3 separate regions of the Homo sapiens genome follow, and all the other regions are linked to region 2. Evidence: chromatin loops called from intact Hi-C (ENCODE). Cell type or tissue: endothelial cell of umbilical vein. All regions are shown on one strand.

Evidence for each region. Hi-C counts contacts between places; a loop is a spot of excess contacts. Peaks named below come from ENCODE experiments on the same cell type or tissue, not always from the same donor. Only the 100,000 strongest peaks of a DNase experiment are listed, where the experiment ranks them.
Region 1: it touches region 2 in a loop (5-fold over the local background); 10 of 110 quality-filtered maps call a loop at or near these places.
Region 3: it touches region 2 in a loop (4-fold over the local background); 6 of 110 quality-filtered maps call a loop at or near these places.

Annotation. Positions count from the first base shown.
Region 1 is chr2:227,879,697-227,887,696 of GRCh38, forward strand. DAW1 (dynein assembly factor with WD repeats 1) reads left to right here. Exons shown (of 13, transcript NM_178821.3): 2 at 5,655-5,727. Among named protein-coding and RNA genes, the nearest start is that of DAW1, 12 kb to the left of the region's middle. In endothelial cell of umbilical vein, a CTCF peak has its summit at 4,911 (motif pointing left); a DNase peak (open chromatin) is centred at 4,895.
Region 2 is chr2:227,761,759-227,769,758 of GRCh38, forward strand. It overlaps the pseudogene RNA5SP121. Among named protein-coding and RNA genes, the nearest start is that of SCYGR8, 20 kb to the left of the region's middle. RefSeq lists an enhancer at 4,602-4,651. In endothelial cell of umbilical vein, a CTCF peak has its summit at 4,750 (motif pointing left); a DNase peak (open chromatin) is centred at 4,693; H3K27ac peaks cover 484 bases.
Region 3 is chr2:227,713,621-227,721,620 of GRCh38, forward strand. It overlaps SLC19A3 (solute carrier family 19 member 3), which reads right to left and starts at 4,408. Exons shown (of 6, transcript NM_025243.4): 1 at 4,323-4,408. RefSeq lists an enhancer at 3,939-4,825. In endothelial cell of umbilical vein, no CTCF peak of the experiment used is centred here; a DNase peak (open chromatin) is centred at 4,461; H3K4me3 peaks cover 264 bases; H3K27me3 peaks cover 150 bases.

The DNA of each region.
Region 1 (8,000 bases), 120 kb after region 2:
TTTGTACATTGTATGTGGCAGAAATCTATTTTATTAACTTTTCAAAAAATCCAACTGATTATTACATCATTTATTGAACAATACATTCTTTCTCTGTTAATTTGAAATAGTATTACATCATTTATTGAACAATACATTCTTTCTCTATTAACTTGAAATATTACCTTCACTTTATTTTTAAATGTTGATGCATAGATGATTTTATTATATTGATCTAATTTTGTATCAAAACCACACTTTATTGTTTTATAGTTCATTGTAATGTCTGGTAGAGTAAATTTTCACATTTCAAAAAGTAAAATCATTATAATTACATTAACTTCGTAAATATGACATCTTTACAGCATTGGGTTTTCTCATCCAGAAATGTGTCTCCTCGTTTATCACAATTTTCTTTTATATTCAATAGTACATTTAGGATTTGCACATTTCTTGTTAATTCTATATTTAGATATTCAGTAATTTTCTTTGCAATTAAATGTGGTCTTGCCATTAACTGTATCTTCAATGGATACAGTATCTCTTTCTTATCTTCTTCCAGTCTTAGCTTTTTGTATTCTATTTATCTTTTGTAAGCACCTTAAATCTTTTTTATAGCATGTGGCATACAGCTAGGTTTAAAAATATTTTAACAATGCTGTAATGTCCATATTTTGCTGAAAAGTTTAATATGACACAAACAGTCTTTTTTTTTTTTTTTTACTCTAGGGAAATAAGTACTGGTTGGCTCTCCACAGAATCTTTCTTTTTTTCTTTTTAGTTTGCTTTTGATCCTAGAGTTTGGTTTCAGGTCTTTAGTACAAAAGAACTACTTCTTGGGGGGAAAACAACAAAACAAAATTATGCCAAACTATCCTCTAACTAGCATTTGCTTGCTGTGCTGTAGTGTTCTGGGCAGTTTCTTGAGTCACTAAAAGCATTTTTAATTACTTTTCTGTTCTAAAATCTTGCAGTTCATTACGCAACAGCTGCTTAGATTACCTGTTTAGGTTTCAGCACATCCGCGCAGCAAGACAGGGTTGAGAAAAATTCCCTCTGAGAGATCATAGCTGTGCAGCTGAGTGGGTAGTGATGTCCAACACTGAGCAGGAAACTCCAGAGGAGAAGCAGTGTTGAAGGAGAAGATCCTGAACTCTTTGAGGTGATAGGGAGACATCTATGTATCTGGAACTCAGAGGAGATATAGACTGGAGATTTGCAATTAATACTTAGCATGTTGATGGTAATTAAAGACATGGTACCGATGAATTTAATGTAAGGTGAGACGAGAAGAATCTGTAGACCTGAAGTTTAAAGATGCTTAGTGTTTAAAGGTCAGGCAAAAGAGGACAAAGGAGAATAAAAAATAACAAAGTGATTGGAAAAAGAGAAAGAAGAGATTTTATAAAAAGCCCAAAGAGGGTATATTTGAGGAAGGAGGACATATTGTTTATAGTATTGATTATTTCTGAAAGGCCACGTGCTGTAAGGACAGAGAATGTCCAATGCATTAAGCAATTTGAGGACAGTCTTCCCATCATCTACCAATTAGTTCATGTATTCAGCAAGCACTGCTAGAGCATTTTGAAAGATCATGAAGATACTAGGTAACGGCAGGCACTGCTGATAGAGAAATGGAATTCAGAGAGGGATCTGAATGTGTTGCTCGTACTTGAACCTGAACACAAATCACAGGCCTGCTGTGCTTAAATCATGACTTGCCCTGAGAAGGGTCTTTTTGGGAATATAGGGAAGCATATAGCATGGATATGTTTCCTTCTTCAAAGATGTTACAATCTCACTGGAAAGAGAAGGCATAAATGCAATTTAAGTAATACAAGGTGACCATGTAGCATATGCCACAAGGTATCATTTGATTAATAGCTAGAAAATAAGCACTGTTCATTGAGACTTTATGCCAGGTTCTTCATATACATCTTATTTAATCTCAACCAGCAAACTTATAGGTTCATAGATGAGAAAATTGACATTTGCCAGATCGTGACATAAATAAGGGGTTGAGGATCTATCTGATGCCAAGTATACACTTTTTAACTCTGCCACATTCTTTTTTTTTTTTTTTTTTTTTTTTTTTGAGATAGAGTTTCACTCTGTCGCCCAGGCTGGAGTGCAGTGGTGCAATCTTGTCTCACTGGAACCTCCACCTCCTGGGTTCAAGCGATTCTCCTTCCTCAGCCTCCCAAGTAGCTTGGATTACAGGTGCCTGCCGTCATGCCAGCTAATTTCTGTATTTTTATTAGAGACGGTGTTTCAGCATGTTGGCCAGGCTGATCTCAAACTCCTGACCTCAAGTGATCCACCTGCCTTGGCCTCCCAAAGTGGTGGGATTACAGGCGTGAGCCACTGCACTTGGCCTCTGCCACATTCTTTCTCAATGGCTCAGTGCTTTTGAAAAGTAAATAGAGTGTTTTGGCAACATTTCCTATTTTCCCTTGATCTGAAATACTGCTAGAATTATATCTGTTATATCAAACTATGGTCTATAGCAGTGATTCTCAAACTGTAGAGGACTCCTGGGAACCCTTGAACACTTTCAGCAGGGTCTCAAGGTCAAACTTATTTTTCATAATAACAATAAGATGTTACTTCCTTTTCTACACTGTGCTGACATTGTCACTAATGGTGCAGAAGCAGTGGAAGGTGAAACTGCTGGTGCCTTACTACAAATCGAGGCAGTGACACCAAACTCTAATAGTGGTCACTGTATTTATTCTTCACTGACACACACTCACAATAGGAAAACATCAAAAAAATCCCAACAGAACAACCTAGTTTTGCTTGAGGATTTCCTTGATGAAGCAGTAAAAATTATTAATGTAGCAAAATATTAACATAGGAGTGCATGTATTTTGAGTATTCCAGGTGATGAAATAGGAAGTACTAAGAAAGCACTTCTGCTCTACAGTGAAGTCTGATAGTTGTTGATATGGTTAGGCTTTGTGTCCTCACCCAAATCTCATGTTGAATTATAATTCCCATAATCCCCACAATCCCCACATGTCTAGGGAGAGACCAGGTGGAGGTAATTGGATCAGGGGGAGGTTCCCCCATGCTGTTCTCATGATAGTGAGTGAGTTCTCACAAGATCTGATGGTTTTATAATTGTTTGGTAGTTCCTCCTGCATTCATTCTCTTCCTGCCACCTTGTGAAGAAGGTGCCTTGCTTCCTCCTTTCCTTCCACCATGATTGTAAGTTTCCTGAGGCCTCCCCAGCCATGAGGAACTGTGAGTCAATTAAACCTCTTTCTTTTATAAATTACCCAGTCTTGGGCAGTTCTTTATAGCAATATAAAAACAAACTAATACAGTTGTCTTAAGGAAAATATAGGTGGTTGCTTGAATTACGAGATGAACCAACTTTTTTTCATGGAAAAGCATTTTTACTTGAAAGAGTGACTGAGAAACAACATGGTTTTCAGACTCAGACATTTTGGCAGACATTTTCTTGAAAATGAAGAATGTGAGCCCACAACTTTCAAGCAAAAATACCAGCATTTCTTGCTAGTGATGTATTTTAGCTTTCAAGCAAAAAGTATAAGTTCAGAAAACTTTTGTTTACCACCATAATCTTGACAGCTTACCAACAGTAAGAGTTTTCTTATGATAAAAATTGGTAGTGAAAATGGTAAATGTTACTTTCTGATATTGTGTGATGAAATATGTCAACAGTTACAATATATGCATAACTTAGTAGATCAGTATTTTTCAAATGTCCAGTGCATGATTATGCATGGACCATGCATGAATAAAAGATCCATCAAAAGTGTGAAATAGACCAATGAGGTTTAATGCAAGTATATGGAAAATTCACTAATATGGTTTCAGATTCTATATTGCAACTAATTTTAAGAAGTTACCATTTGTTGAGTTTTAATATCAAAAAATGTTCACAATGATATAAAAAGGCAATTATAATACTCCTTCATTTTTCAACTATGTATCAGTGTCTGACTACATTCTTTTCTTATACTTTGTCTAAAACATTTAGCAGAAGCTTGAATGCAGAAGCAGAGATGAGAATCCATTGTCTTAAGCCAGATATTAGAGATTTGTTAAAGTATAAAACAGTGCTACTCTTCTTACTCTTTTTAGGGGCAAGAAAATATAGTTATTTTTACAAAAACTTTATAAAAATAACATGCTATGAATTACTGTTGTTTTAAAACAACTTAATAAATATTTAAAAAATTTCTCAATTTTAGTTTTTAATATGGAAAAAAACCAAAAACTCTTTGGTGTCCTAAATAATTTTTAAGAGTGTAAGGTGATCCTGAAGCCAAATTTTTGAGATGTACTAGTTTATATCCACAGGCAGAGGCAGTAGAGTAAGGTGGTTAGGAGGCTCTGTCCAGTTTTTATTAGCGCTGGGCTGTTCGGATGGAATATATTCTATGGATCCATCTTCAAGTTCACAGATTCTATTCTCTGTCATCTCTACTTTTGAACTCGCTTAGCAAGTTTTTTATTTTCATTATCATATTTTTCAATTCTATAATCCTCATTTGGTTTAATAAATATTTTCTGGGATTTTCCATTTTTTCATTTGTTTCAAGTGAAATTGTAAATGATTATTGAAGGATTTTTATAATATCTTCTTTAAAGTCCTTGTCAGATGATTCCAACCTCTGATTCATCTTGGTATTGGTGTTTGTTGATTGTCCTTGGTATAATAGGTGATTTTTAAAAAATTGTATCCTAGACGTTTTGATTATTACGGGGATCCTTGATCCTATCTAAACCTTCTAATTTGGCGAAATCTGCTTAGATTTGTCATATGTGCTCTTGGGCTACTTTTGCGGGCGTTGGTTACAATGGTGTCTGTAGTTTCCTAGGCTCTTGCAATGTTACTGTCCTTTGTTTTTTCGGGTACTGCTAAGGCTCCTGCTCAGTCACTGCTGGCGCCACCTGCAGGGCGCAGAAGGTACTTCCCTAGTAGGCCTGCTGTCACTGAGTGGCCTTCCTGGTCACTTCCCGGCCTGATTATGCTGCTGGCTGGAAGGCAGGGAAACGCAGGGCTTTGCTGAGGCTGCCTCAGTGCCTGGTTGTGGAATGAGGTCTGAGACATCCCTGGATGTCACCGTTGCCCCTTTTGCAAGTGGATAGGACTGTCCACCAATGGCCTGGCTGTGGAGTGGGGTCTGGGAGGTCCCAGGACTTTGTTGATGGGGCTGCAGCCAGATCCAACTGCCTGCTGGGGCCCAGAATGTGCACTGGGAACTGGAACAGCCCCAAGCTTCCACTGGGGGATCAGACTGCTTGCAGGGGCCCCATTTGTGGGTCAGGGAATAGGGCCCTCTTGTCCTAGTTTTGGGGTGTGGAATGCGGTGATAAAAAGAAAATCCGGGAATCTCACCATGTAGTCGTTCCTCAAGCCCTGAAACCTATAGCCAGTCTACCTTCTTCCATCCAACTTTCTATTATTTTTTCATTGTCTATTGGACAATTTCAAGGGTATTTAGTTATATTTAGAGGGAAGGACCAGGGAAAAGTTTGTCTACATGATCTTGTTTTGGAACTAGATATCACTGCTTATTTTTTGTTAAAAAATTAAAAATTTTAAAAATAAAAATGGAAAAAACTGTGGCAAGGTAGGTTAACTTTTGACATAGGTGGTTATCGTAAGTGTTTTATAACATGTTTGTTTATTTCTATAGGAATTATGTTGGAATATGAAAAACATGGAGAATTAAAGACTAAGTCCATAGATTTGCTTGATCTTGGTCCCAGGTAAGTAAGCTGTAGGATTCAACAAATAAATGTTCACTGGGAAGCCTTGACACAGAGTGATGTGTGGATGAGCTGCATAAACTGCAGATAATACATTATGTTTTAAAAATTGTTCTTCTGTGGTGTGTTAGTTTCTGTTTGTTTCAGGGAGTTGTATCTGAGGGTCTTGCTGAATGAAGAGGAAGTGGGAAAAGGGTTATCACTCTTTTCTTTTTTTTCTAAGGTCTTAAAAAAATAAACCTTTTAGTTTATGATTTTAGAAAGGCCGTGAAGGTAGAGTTTCCACACCCCGATTCCCCTGATGTTAACATCTCAGATTAGCGGTGTACATTTATTAGGATTAATGAACCAGTATGATACATAATTATTAGCTAAGGCCCACTTTATTCAGTTTTTCTTAGTTTTTCCCTAATTCCTTTCTTCTGTTCCAGGATTCCATCCAGAATCCTACATGACATTTAGCCATCATGTGTCCTTAAGCTTCCTTAAGCTGCGACCGTTTCTCAGACTTCCCTTATTTTTGCTGACCTTAATTTCTTTCTTTTTCTTTCCTTTTTTTTTTTTTTTTGAGACAGAGTTTCACTCTTGTTGCCCAGTCTGGAGTGCAGTGGCTCGATCTCGGCTCATTGCATCCTCCGCCTCCTGAGTTCAAGCGATTCTCTGTGCCCAACCAGTGACCTTTACATTTTTGAGAAGTACTTGTTACTGAGTTTTAAGAATATTACTGAGCCTGTTATTTTCTTATTAAATACTTCATAGGGCTGACTGCATATGTTCCTCCTCATTAATTGTCATGGGGCAGAAAAGGGAGACCTAATCTCTATTACTGAAGCTTGGTATTAGCCCAGAGGAAACCTCTTGTGATGTAATAACACCCAGAGTTCATTCTCTTTAGTAAATCTAATGCAAATAGCTGGGCGTGGTTGCTCACACTTGTAATTTCAGCACTTTAGGAGGCCGAGGCAGCAGGGTCACTTGAGGTCAGGAGTTCGAGAGCAGCCTGGCCAATATGAGGAAACTCCGTCTCTACTAAAAATACAAAAATTAGCCAGGCATGGTGGTGCATGCCTGTAGTCCCAGCTATTCAGGAGGCTAAGGGAGGAGAATTGCTTGAACCCAGGAGGCAGAGGTTGCAGTGAGCTGAGATCGCGGTGCTGTACTCCAACATGGGTGACAAAGTGAGACTCTGTCTTTAAAAAAAAAGAAAAGAAATCTCATACAAAACTCCACTTCAAGGCCAAGGCCAAGTGTGGTGGCTCACACCTGTAATCCCAGCATCTTGGGAGATCGAGGCAGGAGGATCACTTCAGGCTAGGAGTTTGAGACCAGCCCGGGCAACACAAAATAGCAAGACTCTGTCTTTGTAAACAAACAAACAAACAAACAAACATCCTACTTCAAGAGAGAGTCAGACTAGTGATTATCCTGTGAGAGCCTAAGTTCAGATAAGGTGAAAATAATCTCAATGGGTGAAAATCACAAAAGAAACAAAACAAAAATGTTGTGTTTTAGGTTTGTGGCCTGAGACCGTAAGCAAAAGGAGCTTTCTTATATGGGCTGCTCTCTAGTTTTATAATGAGTCCACTTGACACCGTAACTGATGAGAGAGGGGCTCTCTTAATCCTGGAGTTGCTGCCACTTGAGAGGTTTGATGTTTCTGGGAGCACGTGTCTAGGGTGGGGCTGGGGCATGGCTCAGAGGATGATGGTCTATGTAGGGTCCAAGTCTTATTTCGGGTGCTTGGCACAAAGAAGGTAGTCAATTGATATTTTTTTAAAATCAAAGAATGAACAGTGGCACAGATAGTTTCATTGAATACAACAATCTTTGTTATTTTCAGAAAAGATGAGGCCTAATATCAAACCCAACCTGTGATTTTTGTAAATGGAACATGTTATTGATTTGTTTGATGATGCTAGCATGCAGGAAGTTTCTTTGTGAGACATTTGTTTATTTAGTCAGCAATTATGTATATGTACCTTCAACACATATGTAAGAATCTAATCTGGGTTAGATTCTATAAGAGGCTATAAAGATATTACTCATAATCCCTACACTTGATAGGCTTTTTGTCTAGTTTGAGAAACAACTTGTACAACATAGAACATCACACAAGTGGTACAGATAAGCTTCTATATGAGAGAATAACCTCCAGCTAGACATTCTGCAAAACCACAGATTTTTATATCTAAGAAGTATGAATTATTAGGTGATTTCAAAAAGGACTTGTGGGCTGTGAATCCAGGCACTCAACACTTTGAAAGTCTTCATAT
Region 2 (8,000 bases):
TGCGTGGGGGAAGGCTCTTCCTCTGGGTTCACTGGCTCGTGTGTTCCTTTTCTTTTTCAAAAGCCACTCCAGGAAAAGTCTTGATAGCAGAAGTCAGTTATTAAAAGCTGTGTAAATGTACTAAAGAGGACAGGTGCCAGACACATTTTCATTTAACATTTTACTCTCAACTGGGAACTGTTTGCCTTTGAAGGAATGTCAGGCACAGTTCCTAGTTGGGGCTGGAGCATTTTTGTGATGTTCTGCACAAGTTTTGGTCTAGAGAAGAAAGCTGGCTGCATGGATAGCATGAAGAATACCAATCCACTTGAGTAATAATTATGCAAAATCAGGTTTCAGGGCCCACTAGGTAATCATCCAACATTTCTGTGCTGACTCTTGCACATAGCACAAGAGAGTGAAGTATGCCAGATCCAGGAAAAGGCAAAGTTCAATAATTAGCTATAAATACAACTTTATAGCCATTTCCCCAGACTAAAGGGTAAAAGTTTAACAACTGGCTATAATTACAACTTTATTGCTACATCTCCAGACTCTATTTTTATAGGGAGAATAATGGCTTCTTCAATGATTAACACGGTTGATAGCTACTGCTCTGTCTTTGAAGAAGCACATGGTATTTCGTGGAAATGTGCGTATGTGTGTGTTTGTATCTTAAGTCAAACATTAACAAATAACACAGAAAGTCCCTTGTTTTCTTGTCTTGCACTTAGCCTTTTGCATCTCACTTACTTCTTTCTTTCCTTCTTTCTTTCTCTTTCTTTCTTTCTTTCTTTCTTTTCTTTCTTTCTTTCTTTCTTTCTTTCCTTCCTTCCTTCCTTCCTTCTCTCTCTCTCTTTCTTTCTTTCTCTCTCTCTCTTTCTCTGTCTCTCTCTCTCTTTCTTTCTTTCTTTCCTTCCTTCTTTCTTTCTTTCCTTCTTTCTTTCTCTCTTTCTTTCTTGACACAGAGTCTCGCTCTGTTGCCCAGGCTGGAGTGCAGTGGCACAATCTTGGCTCACTGCAACCTCCGCCTCCTGGGTTAAAGCAATTCTCCTGCCTCAGCCTCTCAAGTAGCTGGGATTATAGGCACCCACGACCATGCTCAGCTAATTTTTTGTATTTTTAGTAGAGATGGGTTTCACCATGTTGGCCAGGCTGGTCTCGAACTCTTGACCTCAGATGATCCATCCATCTACCCTCCTTGGCCTCCCAAAGTTCTGGGATTACAGGCGTGAGCCATCGGGCCCAGCTACATCTTGCTTATGTCTAAGGAAAACTACTGAATGGGGATCATTCTCCTGGCACGTACATGTGGGTATACAGTACCTTCTGTCTGAGTACTAACCAGGCCCGACCTTGCTTAGCTTCCTCAAACAGATGAAATCGGGCATGTTCAGAGTACTATGGCCATAGACTATATAGTGTCTTATATAAGATATAGCACATGTTATGTAAATAAATGATATTCACACAAAAATATGCATATCCTCCCCTCCACCCCATAGTTTTTGGGTTTACCTATCAGCTCTCAGAGTGGAGGACTGAAGGAAGCCCAGAAAGAAAAAATCAATTTAGGCCAGGTGCAGTGGCTCATGCCTATAATCCCAGCACACTGGGAGTCCAAGGTGGGTGGATCACCTGGTCAGTTCGAGACAAGTCTGGCCAACATGGTGAAACCTCGTCTCTACTAAAAATATAAAAGTTAGCCGGGCGTGGTGGCGGGCGTCTGTAATCCCAGCTACTCAGGAGGCTAAGGCAGGAGAATCCCTTGAACCTGGGGGACGGAGGTTGCAGTGAGCTGAGACCACGCCATTGCACTCCAGCCTGGGTGACAGAGCAAGACTCCGTCTCAAAAAAAAAAAAAAAATTCAATTTATATTGGAAGATCAAGGAAGGATTAGATTGGCGGGGGTGGGGGTGGGGTGGGGAAGGTGGGATCCTAAGAGAAGAAAGCCAAGACTGAGTTCTTTGGGAATTTGGGGGGAGTTTTGGGAGCCCTGGGAGAGATGAGGACCTCTGCCATGCTCTGACGGGGAGGCACAGTGAGACCAAGGGATGAGTATGTTGATAGTGCTTTTCTCTGGCTCCTACAATTTGCTGCCCATTTTGAACTTTGCTAAGAGAGTGCAGTGAAGATTCCTATTGCTCATTATTGTTTTCTTGGTTAACTGATTTTGTTTCTTTTTTCTTTTTTTCCTAGAAAATCATGAAACAAGGAATAAAACTATGATTTTGTACTGAGACCACAAGACAGCACAGTTTTACACAGACTGCACACACCCATCTCTCTGCCACTCTGTCTAGACTTTTAATTATTATTATTATTATTATTATTATTTTTGAGACAGTCTTGCTCTGTCGCTCAGGCTGGAGTGCAGTGGCACGATGATCTCGGCAGACTGCAACCTCCACCTCCTGGGTTCAAGCAATTATCCTGCCTTAGCCTCCTGAGTAGCTGGGGTTATAGGCACGTGCCACCACATCTGCCTAATTTTTATATATTTAGTAGAGACGGGGTTTCACCATGTTGGCCAGGCTGGTCTTGAACTCCTGACCTCAGGTGATCCACCTGCCTCGGCTTCCCAAAGTGTTGGGATTACAGGCGAGAGCCACCATGCCTGGCCTAAACTTATATTAATTTTATATTGCACAAATAGATTATGGTGATGGAGAAATTTATTCTCTGGAACTGGACAAAGTAGAAAGCAGACAGTCACAGTGAATCTCATCACCTAAAGGTGACCACTTTTGCATTTGGTGGCTATGCCTTCAGGTTTTTCCTAAGCATGTACAAATGTAAGTTGCTATTTGCAAATTGAGACTTTTGTTCTATATGCTATATATTTTTTGTGCAACTTTCTTTTCTTTTTTTTTTTTTTTTTTGAGACAGAGTCTTGCTCTGTCACCCAGGCTGGAGTGCAATGGTGCGATCTCAGCTCACTGCCACCTCTGCCTCCTGGGTTCAAGTGATTCTTCTGCCTCAGCCTCCCGAGCAGCTGGGATTACAGGTGCATGCCACCATCCCTGGCTAATTTTTTATATTTTAGTAGAGACAGGGTTTCACTGTGTTGCCCAGGCTGGTCTCGAACTCCTGAGCTCAGGCAATCTACCCGCTTCGGCCTCCCAAAATTCTGGGATTACAGGCGTGAGCCACCACACCCAGCCTTGCTTTTCTTACTTATTATTACAGTACTGCATGTCATTTCTGTTGTCTACACGTATCTTTTAGCAATTTTTGCAAAGTGTTCCATCTTATAGATTTACCACAATATTTTTAAAAATTTTTAAATGTTTACTGTAATTTATTTTATTTTTTTTGAGACGGAGTCTCACTCTATCACCCGGGCTGGAGTGCAGTGGCACCACTTGGCTCACTGCAACCTCTGCCTCTCAGGTTCAAGTGATCCTCCTACTTCAGCCTCCTGAGTAGCTGGGATTACAGGCATGTGCCGCCACACCCAGCTAATTTTTGTATTTTTAGTAGAGACAGGGTTTCACCATGTTGACCAGGCTGGTCTCGAACTCCTAACCTCCAGTGATCTGCCTGCCTCAGCCTCCCAAAGTGCTGGGATTACTGGAGTGAGCCACCGCACCCAGCTCACAATTATTTTTTAAGGTGAGGTCTTGCTATATATGGCCTAAACTGGACTCGAACTCTTGGGCTCAAGTGATCCTCCTGCCTGGGCATCTCAAGTAGCTGGGGCTACAGGTGCATGCCATTGTGCCTGGCTCCCACAATTTATTTATGTCACCAATAATGGGCATTTATGTTGTGTCTAATTTTTTGATATTGTAAACAATGCTGCAATGAGCATCCTTGAACATATAGACATGTAGATTCTACCAGAAACTACCCTTAAAGAAAAGATTTGTTTTTTTGTGGTGGTTGTCAGTGAAAGCACTACCCCAGTATCATGTGGCTCTGGAGGTCTCTGTGTCATTAAGTAACCTCAAAACCTGCAGCATATGGTTTTGAGTTATCTTAGTAATTCCCTCTTCTTTTATAATTGGAATTTGAGTGGAGAAAATTAAACAATACACATGTAATAACATCATTCTTTATCTGTTCCCTACTTAATATGTGATTTCTTTTATTGGCTGGAAAAAGTACATAGCTGCTGATTTATCTACTTCAAGTAGCAGGACAATATGCTTACCTTAAATAGTCAAATGTAGAAAAGAACAATGGTCCTGAAACACAGTCCACGCCGTCACAGGAAGAGGAGAGGCCTGAGACTATGAGGAGAGGGAGAGACCAGTGATCAAAACTGAGCTCTACAACAGTCCTCTCTGTTGGGGGAATTAAAAAGCAAAGGATTTGAACAAGTAATTCACAGATGGGGTAGTACAAATGGCCAGGAAACTTCTCAAATAACTTGGAAAACGTGAAACCCCAAGGATAGTGTTAAGAGACCGCTTTAAAGTGAGATTTCTGTTATTCATGTTTAAAATATGAAGTATTCATCAGTCTTCTGGAAGAGACTGACACACAAAAAATATAACAAGTAGCTTGTATTGATCTTTCACCAGGAGACTTTCTGAGAACTTTTCACATATTAGCTCATATAATCCACATAGCAACTTTATGAAGTAGACAGTTAATTATTTCCATTTTGTAGATAAAGAAAACAAGGCGCACAGAGGCATTCCGTGTTTTGTCCAGGGTCATTCAGTCCTTGGCAGAGCTGGCATTTGGGGTCAGGCAGCTGGGCTCCTGGGCCCGAGCGCTTAAACACTGCCTTGTGCTACCACCTGGTGGTCAAAAGCGATACACGCAACAATGGAGGTGAGCCCAGGCCAGCCAGGAGCCGGCTCCCTGGAGGATGTGAACTTGAAGCAGAAATCAGGAAAGACATTCCAGGGAGAGACAGCAGCACTCGCCAAGGCACAAAAACAGCAGTTACTGCTCCATGCATGAGGAGCAAGAGACAACTGGGAATGATAGCAAGAGGAGTAAAAAATAAAAAGAATTTCTTTTCTTTTTTTTTTTTAAAGAGCAAAGAATGATGTGTTAGGAGATTGAGTGGAGAGGTCAGCTGGGACCAGATGACGGGAGAGCTCCTAGTAAGGGGATTGGACTTTATTCTGAGGCTGATGGAAAGCCACTGAAGAGCTTTTAATCACGGCAGTCGGCCAGGCGTGGTGGCTGACACCTGCAATCCCAACACTTTGGGAGGATGAGGCAAGGGAATCGCTTGAGGCCAGGAGTTCTAGACCAGCCTAGGCAACATAATGAGACGCCCCCGTCTCCACAAAAATGAAACACCACACACACACACACACATATTAGCTGGGTGTGGTAGCATGCCTGTGGTCCCAGCTACTTAGGAGGCTGAGGTGGGAGGATTGCTTGAGCCCAGGAGATTGAGGTTGCAGTGAGCCTTGCACTCCAGCCTGGGAGACAGGGCCAGACCTTGTATGGAAAATTGATCAGTCGGCCGGGCGTGGTGGCTCGTGCCTGTAATCCCAGCACTTTGGAAGGCTGAGGCGGTCGGATCACCTGAGGTCAGGAATTCGAGACCAGCCTGGCCAACATAGTGAAACCCCGTCTCTACTAAAAATACAAAAATTAGCTGGGCATGGTGGCGCACGCCTGTAGTCCTAGCTACTCGGGAGGCTGAGGCAGAAGAATCACTTGAACCTGGGAGACGGAGGTTGCAGTGAGCTGAGATCATGCCACTGCACTTCAGCCTGGGCAACAGAGCGAGACTCTGTCTAATATATATATAATATATATATATATATATATATATATATATATAGATAGATAGATATAGATATAGATATAGATATAGATATATATCGATCAGTCATAATCAGTCAATCATGGCAGTGACCTGGGGAGAGTTACAGTTTGTATAAAGTCCCTAGTGACTGTGAGGAAAATGGATGTGGGGGACAAGGCCCAGGGAGACCAATGCAGAGCCGCCAGGAAAGAGCCTGCAAGTTCCCAAGTCACCAGGACCCCAGCGGTGACGGAGTGGGGAGAGCACAGGTTCAAGAAATATTTAGAAGGCAAAGCTGTCAGCACTTGGCGAATGAACGTGATGCGAAATGGACAGAGTGGGAGAAGCAGGCTACAGACACCAGGAAAAAGATCGTTCCAATCACTCTTTGGCTGTTCCGAGCCTTATAGCGGGATCCTCAACCAGGGGCCATTCCGCCCCCCAGGAGACAACCAGCTGTGTCTCGGACAGTTTTGCTGGTCACAGCAAGCGGCCGGGGTGGCGGTGCTAGAGGACGCTGCTAAACCCCCTTGGTGCACAGGGCAGGCCCCATGGGACGGGAATCCTGGGCTCGGGGCGCGGCTGCCTGGGTCCCCTCTGGCGGCGCCAGCTCCAGGAGGCAGGAAACGAGGAGGCCCTGGCTCACGGAGTGTGCTTTTACAGAAGCAAGCCCTGGCGCTCCGGGCAGATGTCCGGGGGTCTCCCGCAGACCCCTTGCCCTCCATGGAATCCCGTTCCTCCCAGGGTTCCCCTCCCCCATTTACCCCTCCAGGCTCCTGAGCGCTGAAAACTGCATTCTGCGGCCCAGACAAGGTTACCGTCTTACTGCCGGGAAGCCACTAGATACAGTTGCAGGCTAAAGGCAGTGTGATTCCCCTCAAGCAGGCCTTAGTTTATCGTAGGGCACGGGACGTGCCTCCTTCCCCAGAGTCTCCTTTTCAGGAGCTGCAGGGCCTCTAGGCTTCCCGGACTGCAGCTTTACCTGCCTGCCCCCAGCAGGATGGTCTTGGGGTCTATACCTGAGCCGAGATCTCGCCACTGCACTCCAGCCTGGGTGACAGAGTGAGACATCGTCAGAAAGAAAAAAAAAGGTCATCCATGAGAAGAATCGGTATTGCTGGATTCTGTTGATGTTTTTTATTTGCTTCTGATTATCTATGTTGGTTAAAGGTAAACACAAAATTTCATTTAGACAGGAGGACTAAATTCGCGCAGTCTATTGCATATCATAGTGACAAGAGTTAATCACAATATATTGTATACTTGAAAATTGCTGAGTAGATTTCAAGTGTCCTCAACACAAAAATGATAAGTATGCTAGGTAATGTTATATGTTTAATAGCTGATTTAGGCATTTCACAATGTATGCATATAGCAAAACATGTTATACACCATAAATACATACAATTTTTACTTGTCAATTAAAAATAAATAAAACAATAAATAAAAGAGTATATAAAAATTGTTGGAAATTGCTCATATGAGATTTGTTGTTGATCAATAACATTATTATACTCTAAACTCATTTATTTATTTAATTTTTGAGACGGAGTCTGACTCTATCACCCAAGCTGGAGTGCAGTGGCATCATCTCGGCTCACTGCAACCTCTGTCTCCCGAGTTCAAGTGATTCTCATGCCTCAGCATTCCGAGTAGCTGGGACTATAGGCGCACGTCACTACACCTGGCTAATTTTTGTATTTTTAGTAGAGACGGGGTTTTACCATGTTGGCCAGGCTGGTCTCAACCTCCTGGCTTCAAGTGATCCACCTGCTTCAGCCTCCCAAAATGCTAGGATTACAGGCATGAGCCACCTCGCCTGGCCCTAGGCTCATTTTATTAATGTGAAAATTCTTTAGGCCCCAGAAGCATATATTCTGGATAGAGTGCAAACAGATTCTGAGTGAGGCTTCTGGGGCCAAATTGGAGGGGAGGGGCTTGCCCTGTGCTCTGTACCCACTCTGACGCTTTCGACTTGTCAAAAGTTTGTCTTCATTCTTTTATCTTTAAATGAAAACACACTGGGGCTCACCATGTGGAAATTAATCGCATTTACCAGCGGAATTACTTTCCTTTTGTTCTGTATCAAATAAACACAAATTTGGTGGCCTAAAACAGCACACTGATTCTCTTACAGTTCCAAAGGCCAGAAGTTCAGAACCAGGCTCACTGGGCTAAAGTCAAGGTGTTCACAGGTCTGGTTCCCTTTGGAGGTTCTCAAGGGAGAGTTCGCCTCCTTGCCTTTTTTGGCTACTGGAGGCTTTGTGCACTCCTTGACTTAAAACCTCTTCCTCA
Region 3 (8,000 bases), 48 kb before region 2:
GGGATTCTTTAGAGTCCATATTAGAAAGAAGTGCCCCCTAAACCTTGGACTTCCCAGCCTCCATAACTGTAAGAAATAAAGCTCTTTTCTTTCTAAATTTCCCACGTTCAGGTATTGTTATAAGCAACAGAAAACAGATTAAGAAAAAAAAGATGTACTTCAACAAAGATGATTTGAAAAAAAAACAACAAAACAAATCACTGATACACGGAAGAAAATAAAGCAGTCTCAAACATTATCCTGTGTACAAGAATCCAGATACAAAAAGGACATAGCATGAAGATTTCATTTACGCCAGGTCCAAAACAACCGAAACTACTTCATGCTGATAGAAATCACAACTACGGTCATCTTGGAGGTGGGGGTGGGTAAGAATTGATGGTAAAAGGGCAGGAGGCAATTTTCTGGGTTGATGAAATATCCTATATCTTGATGGGATATAGTTATGTGGGTGTATACAATTATAAACACTTAAAATCTTTGTTTGTATGTAGATTATACCTCAACTTAAAGAAATGCATCCTATTCTCCCTCCTCCAAAGCATTTTACTGTGTACAACTCTCTGTAGCTCTGGACTTTTCTAGGGGTGCAATGACTATTTTAAATTTAAAGTCCACATCAGGGCAAGGCCTCCGTATAATAGGAAAACTGAACAGGATCTTTGAAACTGAGTCTGTCCCAGAACATTTCTGATGAAAACAGTGCCCGTAACGCAAAGCTAGGACAGGGCAATAAACCTTGTAAGTCTGGCCACATATAACATTTTTCAGTTAATACAGATAGAATCTGAATCTCAGAAGCTGAGGCAGGAGGATCCCTTGAGTTACCTGTTTTTTTCTGTGCCCCCAGTTTCTTTCTTTCTAGAACCAAGCTGGCTTCCTGCCTTCAGGTCCAACTTCTGCTCCTTCCTGCTGCCCGCCACTATGAAAATCCCTTTCCATACCCTGGAGTCTCTTGTCCTCCTCCTTCAGACAGAGCTGCCAAGAGCAATAGCTTTATACGCAGAAGCCCATCCACTTCTGGTGGCTTTATGTACTGGGGCCCACCCTCTTCTGCAGCCGATGACATTTGAAATCCCATCCAAAAAAAAAAAAAAAAAAAAGCAGACACCCAGATCCAGATCTTTCTGAAATACAAGTGATTAGAGAGATAAATACATGAATAACACCTTTCCCTGACTATTCTTTTTTTTTTTTTTTTTTTTTTTGAGACAGAGTCTCCCTCTGTCACCCAGGCTGGAGTCTGGAGTGTAGTGGCACAATCTCCCCACTCACCGCAACCACTGCCTCCTGGGTTCAAGCGATTCTCCCACCTCAGTCTCCTGAGTAGCTGAGACCACAGGCACCCGCCACCAGGCCTGGCTAATTTTTGTATTTTTAGTAGAGACAGGGTTTTGCCTTGTTGGTCAGGCTGGTTTTGAACTCCTGACCTCAAGTGCTCCACCCGCCTCAGCCACTCAAAGTGCTGGGATTACAGGTGTGAGCCGCCGTGCCTGGCCTTGCCCTGACTATTCTTACTAAAGTCACCTAATTTAGCTTCTATAGAATTTTGTGCTAAGTGACCTAGACTCTCAAAAAACTACAAAGTAGCCTTATCACCCATCTATAATCCTTTATGTCAAACCCCACACCCCCCCCAAAAAAAAATCTTTGCTGAAATAAAGCATGCCACACAACTTCCAAAGACGTAAACTAGACCCAGATATTCAGTATGTGGGCCAGAATAGTTCTGTTGTTTGTTTTTGTAAGAGCAGAAACAAGTGATATTTTTAAAATTTTATTTTTAGTAAAGATGGGGCTTTGCCATGTTGGCCAGGCTACTCTTGAACTCCTGGCCTCAAGAAATCCGCCTGCCTTGGCCTCCCAAAGTGCTGGGATTACAGGTGTGAGCCACCGCACCCAGCCCAAGTGATCTTTAAGATGCTTCAGATTTTATTTTATCATATATGGTACCATTCCTTTTAATTTGCATGAGGTGTTTGCTGGTAAATTAATCATTTCCTTCCAAATTCTGTTTATTCTGTTATGTCTATGTTCAGATCAATCTAGTCTTAGGGAGAGCAGGAGGAATATGCCTAAGAAAACCATAAAACTAAGAAAAACATAAAACGGCTTAGAAAGTCAACTGAGCCCAGCCTGGGCAAAATAGCGAGACCTCACCTCTATAAAAAATACAAAAATTAGCTAGGCATGGTGGTGTGTGCCTATAGTGCCAGGTAGTTGGGAGACTGAAGTGGGAAGATTGCTTGAACAGGGAAAGTCAAGGCTGCGGTGAGCCGAGATCCCAGCCACTGCACTCCAGCCTGGGCAACAAGAGCGAGACTCCGTCTCAAAAAAAAAAAAAAAAAAAAAAAATTTCAAAAACCCCAAACAAAACAAAACAAAAAAGGAAAGTCAGCTGACATCTAATCCTTGAGATGCAGTGAAAGTTTCTGATTAAATGCACTGAGAGAAGGTGGTGTTGTAGGGAAAAAACTGGATTAAAGAAAAATTAGAGGTCATTTGAGCTATTTTACAACTCTGTAAATTTTAACAACTGATGGCAATGTTAAGTAATTATTGTCTATAGACATGCAAATAAGGTTTATCCCATGAAGGACAACAGTCTTCCTTTCCCCCATGGAAAACCAGTTTCAATATTCCTGATCTATATTTCATTATTCAATATTCCTGATCTACGAATGTACCCATTCTTTGGGTTCTTCTTTGATCTGGCTACTACAGACTCATCAGTTTCGTCACTAATAAGTGCCGGGACTCAGAAGCCGATACCCCAAAATATGGGGCTTTGACATGCTGGAGACCTCAAGGTCTCTCTGACCTTCCCGGCTCCCAGCTCAAAAAAACCTTTGTCTGCCTAAGATCCAGACCCACCAAAAGGAACAACTGTTTCTTTTCCCTTCCCTGTAAGACCAAGAATATACCCCACACCTGAACAGACCCATTCACAAGATAATGTAGCTTATTCTCTCCCCTGACCCATTCATGCTCCCTAGCAGAAGCCCATCCACTTCTGCTGGATGCTCTTCGGCTCCCTCCCGTAACCTCATTTGCCAGGGTAGTCTATAAGCTTCTGAGACATGTTGCAGGGTGGGTAATCAATCACTCTGATTCTCCCTGTGTGCATGTTAAATAAATGTGTATGCATTTACCATTACACAACCTTAAAAGAGTGTTGTTGGTCTATTAGCAATAATGACTGAAGGAAATTGGTATTTTTGTCCATTTCAGCTACTACTAGGATAATCTTATAAGATATTTGGGAAGTTATGTTTTGGTCTATTTAATATATGTGCCTCGATGAAAAAAACACCTTTTGCCACAGGAGACACCAATGTTTCAATATTGATAGGAGCAAAACACATGAGAGTGCTTTTTTTTTTTTTTTTTTTTTTTTTTTGAGGCAGAATCTTGCTGGGTCGCCCAGGCTGGAGTGCAGTGGTGCAATCTTGGCTCACTGCAACCTTCGCCTCCCAAGTTCAAGCCATTCTTCAGCCTCAGCCTCCAGTGTAGCTGGGATTACAGGCACCCGCCACCATGCCCGGCTAATTTTTGCCTTTTTAGTAGAGACGGGGTTTCATCCCAGGGCCAAGCTGGTCTCGAATTCCTGACCTCAAGCAATCCGCCCCGCTCAGCCTCCCAAAGTGCTGGGATTACAGGCGTGAGCCACTGCGCCTGGCCTGAGAGTACTTTTAGAAAACATTATTCCTTTACCTTTTTCAAACTTGAAGCACTCCGAAAGTCCCAACCTTTTGCACATTTGCGGCAGCGACATTGATTTGGTAAACAGCTGTCACACTATTTATTATTTGATGACTTAGGTATCCTTTCCAGCAGTGTTTTTGTAAGGTGTAGTTGCGTTTTCTTTTAGTTTCAATTAACTAAATTTCAAGTGGTTCCCAAAAAAGCCCCTGCTCTCTTAAATTCAAACTCACCTTCCTTTTTCCCACTAGGAAGGACCTTTTCTCCATCCTTGGATTGGAATTTGGAATTCTATGCTAAAATGCCTTTTCAGTTAAAATCTGTGAACGTGGGATGTAACCATAGGAGGTGCTGGCACTTTACGGGAATCATGATTTTATTTAATCTGCGCTTCCAGAAGGCTGCAAATGGGAATTCCAGACAAACCCACTTGGGTGAATCCCAGCACGCGGGCTGCGGCGTAGGGGGAGAGCTCCTCACGCGGCTCAGAGTGTAGCCCAGGCCCGCAGAGCCAGGAACCCGCCCCCAGCTCTCCAAACCCGGGAAGAGAGAGGCGACACTGCTAAGACCGAGGGATGACGGTGCTTCTTCAATTAATTCGCCCCCCGAGATATTCTTACCTACAGAAGGGAGTGTCTGTTCACCAAATCGCTCACTTGCCGCACGACCACGCACCCGCGGCTGTCGGATGGATCCAGGCGCTCTTGGTGGGAAGGGGGCGGAGCCTGCCTGGCCCGGAGCCCGGGGCCACGCCCCCACGCTTTGCATATGCGAATCCGGGCGTCCAGACCTTTCATCCCAGTGTGGAAGCCCAGATTTTCCTGGCCCAGGGCCGGTTTTCTGGGCAGAAACAGTCAACTCTGCTGAAAGGAACAACTTAAGTAATACACTGACATTCAGCATAATGAAGCAAGAGGGCCTGAATCCAACAGCGATCGTTTGCTTTATTTACAAATATGTCCTTTCTTATGAATCCATTTATTTCTCTCCAAAAGCTTAGGAGAGAGGGCTGGCTGGCTGTCACCCCCACTCTACACATGAAGAAAGTGAGGCGGAAGGAAGTAGGCCTAGTAAATAGAGAAGCCTGGGTTTTAGTTGGGGCTCCTGGCTCCAGAGCCAGTGGTTATAATCACTCTGCACTTTTTTTTTTTAAAGGAGGTAGAGTGGGATGGTTTCCTGGCACTTTGAAAATCTGATACAAACAATTTTTTCTTTTCTTCTTCTTTTTCTTTTCTTTTCTCTTTTCTTTCTTTCTTTTTTTTTTTTTTGAGACAGAGTCTCCCTCTGTCGCCCAGGATGGAGTGCAGTGGCGCGATCTCGGCTCACTACAACCCTCCGCCTCCCGGGTTCAAGCGATTCTCCTGCCTCAGCCTCCAAAAATTAACGCCCAGTTAATTTTTGTGTTTTTAGTAGAGACGGGGTTTGGTTTCACCATATTGGCCAGGCTCATCTCGAACTCCTGGCCTCGTGATCCGCCTGCCTCGGCCTCTCAAAGTGCTGAGATTACAGGCGTGAGCCACCGCGCCTGGTCTTTTTTCTTTCTTTCTTTCTTTCTTTTTTTTTTTGAGATGGAGCCTCGCTGTTGTTGGCCCCGGGCTGGAGTGCAATGGCACGATCTTGGCTCACTGCAACCTCCACCTCCCGGGTTCCAGCAATTCTTCTGCCTCAGCCTCCCTAGTAGCTGGGATTACAGGCGCCCGTCACCACACCCAGCTAATTTTTGTATTTTTAGTAGAGATGGGGTTTCACCATGTTGTCCAGGCTGGTCTCAAACTCCTGACCTCAGGTGATCCACCCGCCTCGGCCTCCCAAAGTGCTAGGATTACAGGTGTGAGCCACAGCACCCGGCCACCTGGCCTCTTTTCTTTTCTTTTCTCTTTCTTTCTTTCTTTTTTTTTTTTTTTTGACAAAGTCTCACTTTATCTCCCAGGCTGGAGTGCAGTGGTGCAACCCCAGCTCACTGCAACCTCAATCTCCCAGGCACACTGATCCTCCTGCCTCAGCCTCCCAAGTAGCTGGGCTTGCAGGTGGGTGCCACCACGTCACATTAATTTTTTTGTTTTTTTTTTTTGGTAGAGACAGAGTCTCACTATCTTGCCCAGGCTGGTCTTGAACTCCTGGGCTCAAAGGATCCTCCTGCCTTGCCCGCCCAAAGTGTTGGGATTACAGGCATGAGCCACTACGCTTAGCCTGCAAAGAGTTTATATATTAAAGTGAAACTTCTTATTAAACAGAGAATTTTTTTAAAGCATTACAAGGTTCTTATTGGTTAAAATGGAAAAAATATTTTTATTTCTGTTCATCTCTTGGTGGACTTGAAAAACCCTCCCTAAAGATAAACACTGCGTGGCTTCTAAGGGCTACCAGTGGAAGTGAAATGGATTAAAACACCCCGAGGTGTCTTGGTTCTCTGTCCTACGACTCTGCGTTTTCTATTTTCATCTTCCTATGATTTGTGAAAAGTCCTGAGCTGAACCTTAGGTGTAGGAGTGCCCTGCTCATTGTGCAACCTTGCAAATTGCTGGGTCCTCCCAAAGAATATTGTGAAATTTTCTTAAAGGCTGAAGGTGTCATGATTTCCTTCACACCTCTTGAAGAAAATGAGTTCAAATTGGACCTTGAGAAGTTTACTCTGATTCTCTAATATCTCATAGCCACAGTCTAAATCAGAGAGAGATATTGAGGAATTCATTCATTCATGCATAGAAACATAAATGACACATTTGCAGATTACATGACATGACATTTGAGTTTGATCCCATACGACTGTGTGGGGAGAAGGCTGTGGATGGGGTCATAGATGACAAAAGATTGGCTGTGTGTTGATTATTGTTGACTTGGGCAGTAGTTCTTAGAAACTGATTGCACTATTTTCCATTTTTGTATATGTTTATTTTCCATAATACAAAATTGTTTTAAAATCATTTATTCTGACTGGGCACAGTGGCTAATGCCTGTAATATAGCACTTTGGGGAGCCGAGGTGGGTGCATCGCTTGAGCCCAGGAGTTCAAGACCAGCCTGGGCAACACAGTGAGACCCTGTCTCTACAAAAATACAAAAATTACCCAGACGTGGTAGCATGCGTCTGTAGTCCCAGCTACTTGGGAGGCTGAAGTGGGAGATTGGCTTGAGCCTAAAGAGGTGGAGGTTGCAATGAGCTGAGATCACACCATTGCACTCCAGCCTGAGTGACAGAGCCAGACCCTGTCTCAAATAAACCCATACACAAAAAAGAAAAAAAAATCATTTGTTCATTAAGAAGTTATTTATTGAGTAACTATGTGCCAGACACTGTCCTAGGTGCTTGGGATACATTCGTGAACAAAGCTAAAAATCTCTGCCTTGTAATTTACATTCTAGCTTGGGATGGGGTATATAGAGGGAACATAAATAGTAAACATGATGAGTTAGTGAATTTTATAGTGTGTTAGAAAGTGGTAAGTGCCGTGGATCCCACTGAGAAGAGGATGGAGAAGATGACTAAGCCTGAGGCTTGGAGCTCCAACTTGGGAAAGAACCTACAGGGAGGCTGAATGAGAACAGTAGGAGAGGGAGCCATAGTGTATTAGGGAGTTGCTCAACACTGTGTACCTCCCTATTATACTTCCTCTTGCACTGTTACTAAAAAATGTGGCTGCAATTATGTCCATGAAAACCTATACAAGGCCAGGCATGGTAGCTCACGCCTGTAATCCCAGGTGAGTAGATCACCTGAGGTCAGGAGTTCGAGACTAGCCTGGCCAACATGGCGAAACCCCATCTCTACGAAAAATGCAAAAATTAGCCAGGCGTGGCGGCACACCCCTGTAATCCCAGCTACTTGGGAGGCTGAGGCAGAAGAATCGCTTGAACCCAGGAGGTGGAGGTTGCAGTGAGCCGAGATCACGCCACTGCACTCCAGCCTGGGTGACAGAGTGAGACTCTGTCTCAAAAAAAAAAAAAAAAAAAAAAAAAAGTCTATTTGAATAGTTGATATAGGAGTGGAGAAAAGGTGGCCAGGCAAAGAAAATCTCACATTAGGATTACTGCAAGTAGGCTAATTTATCTGTTTCACTCTTAAATGTTAACTCTTTGAAGGCAAATATTTGTTTAGTTTTTTTTTTTTTTTTTTTTTGAGATGGAGTCTCACTGTGTTGCCCAGGCTGTAGTGTAATGGGTCGATCTTGGCTCACTGCAACCTCTGCCTCCTGGGTTCAGGGGATTCTCCTGCCTCAGCCTCCCGAGTAGCTGGGATTACACGCACCTGCCACTACGGCCAGCTAATTTTTGTATTTTTAGTAGAGACAGGGTTTCACC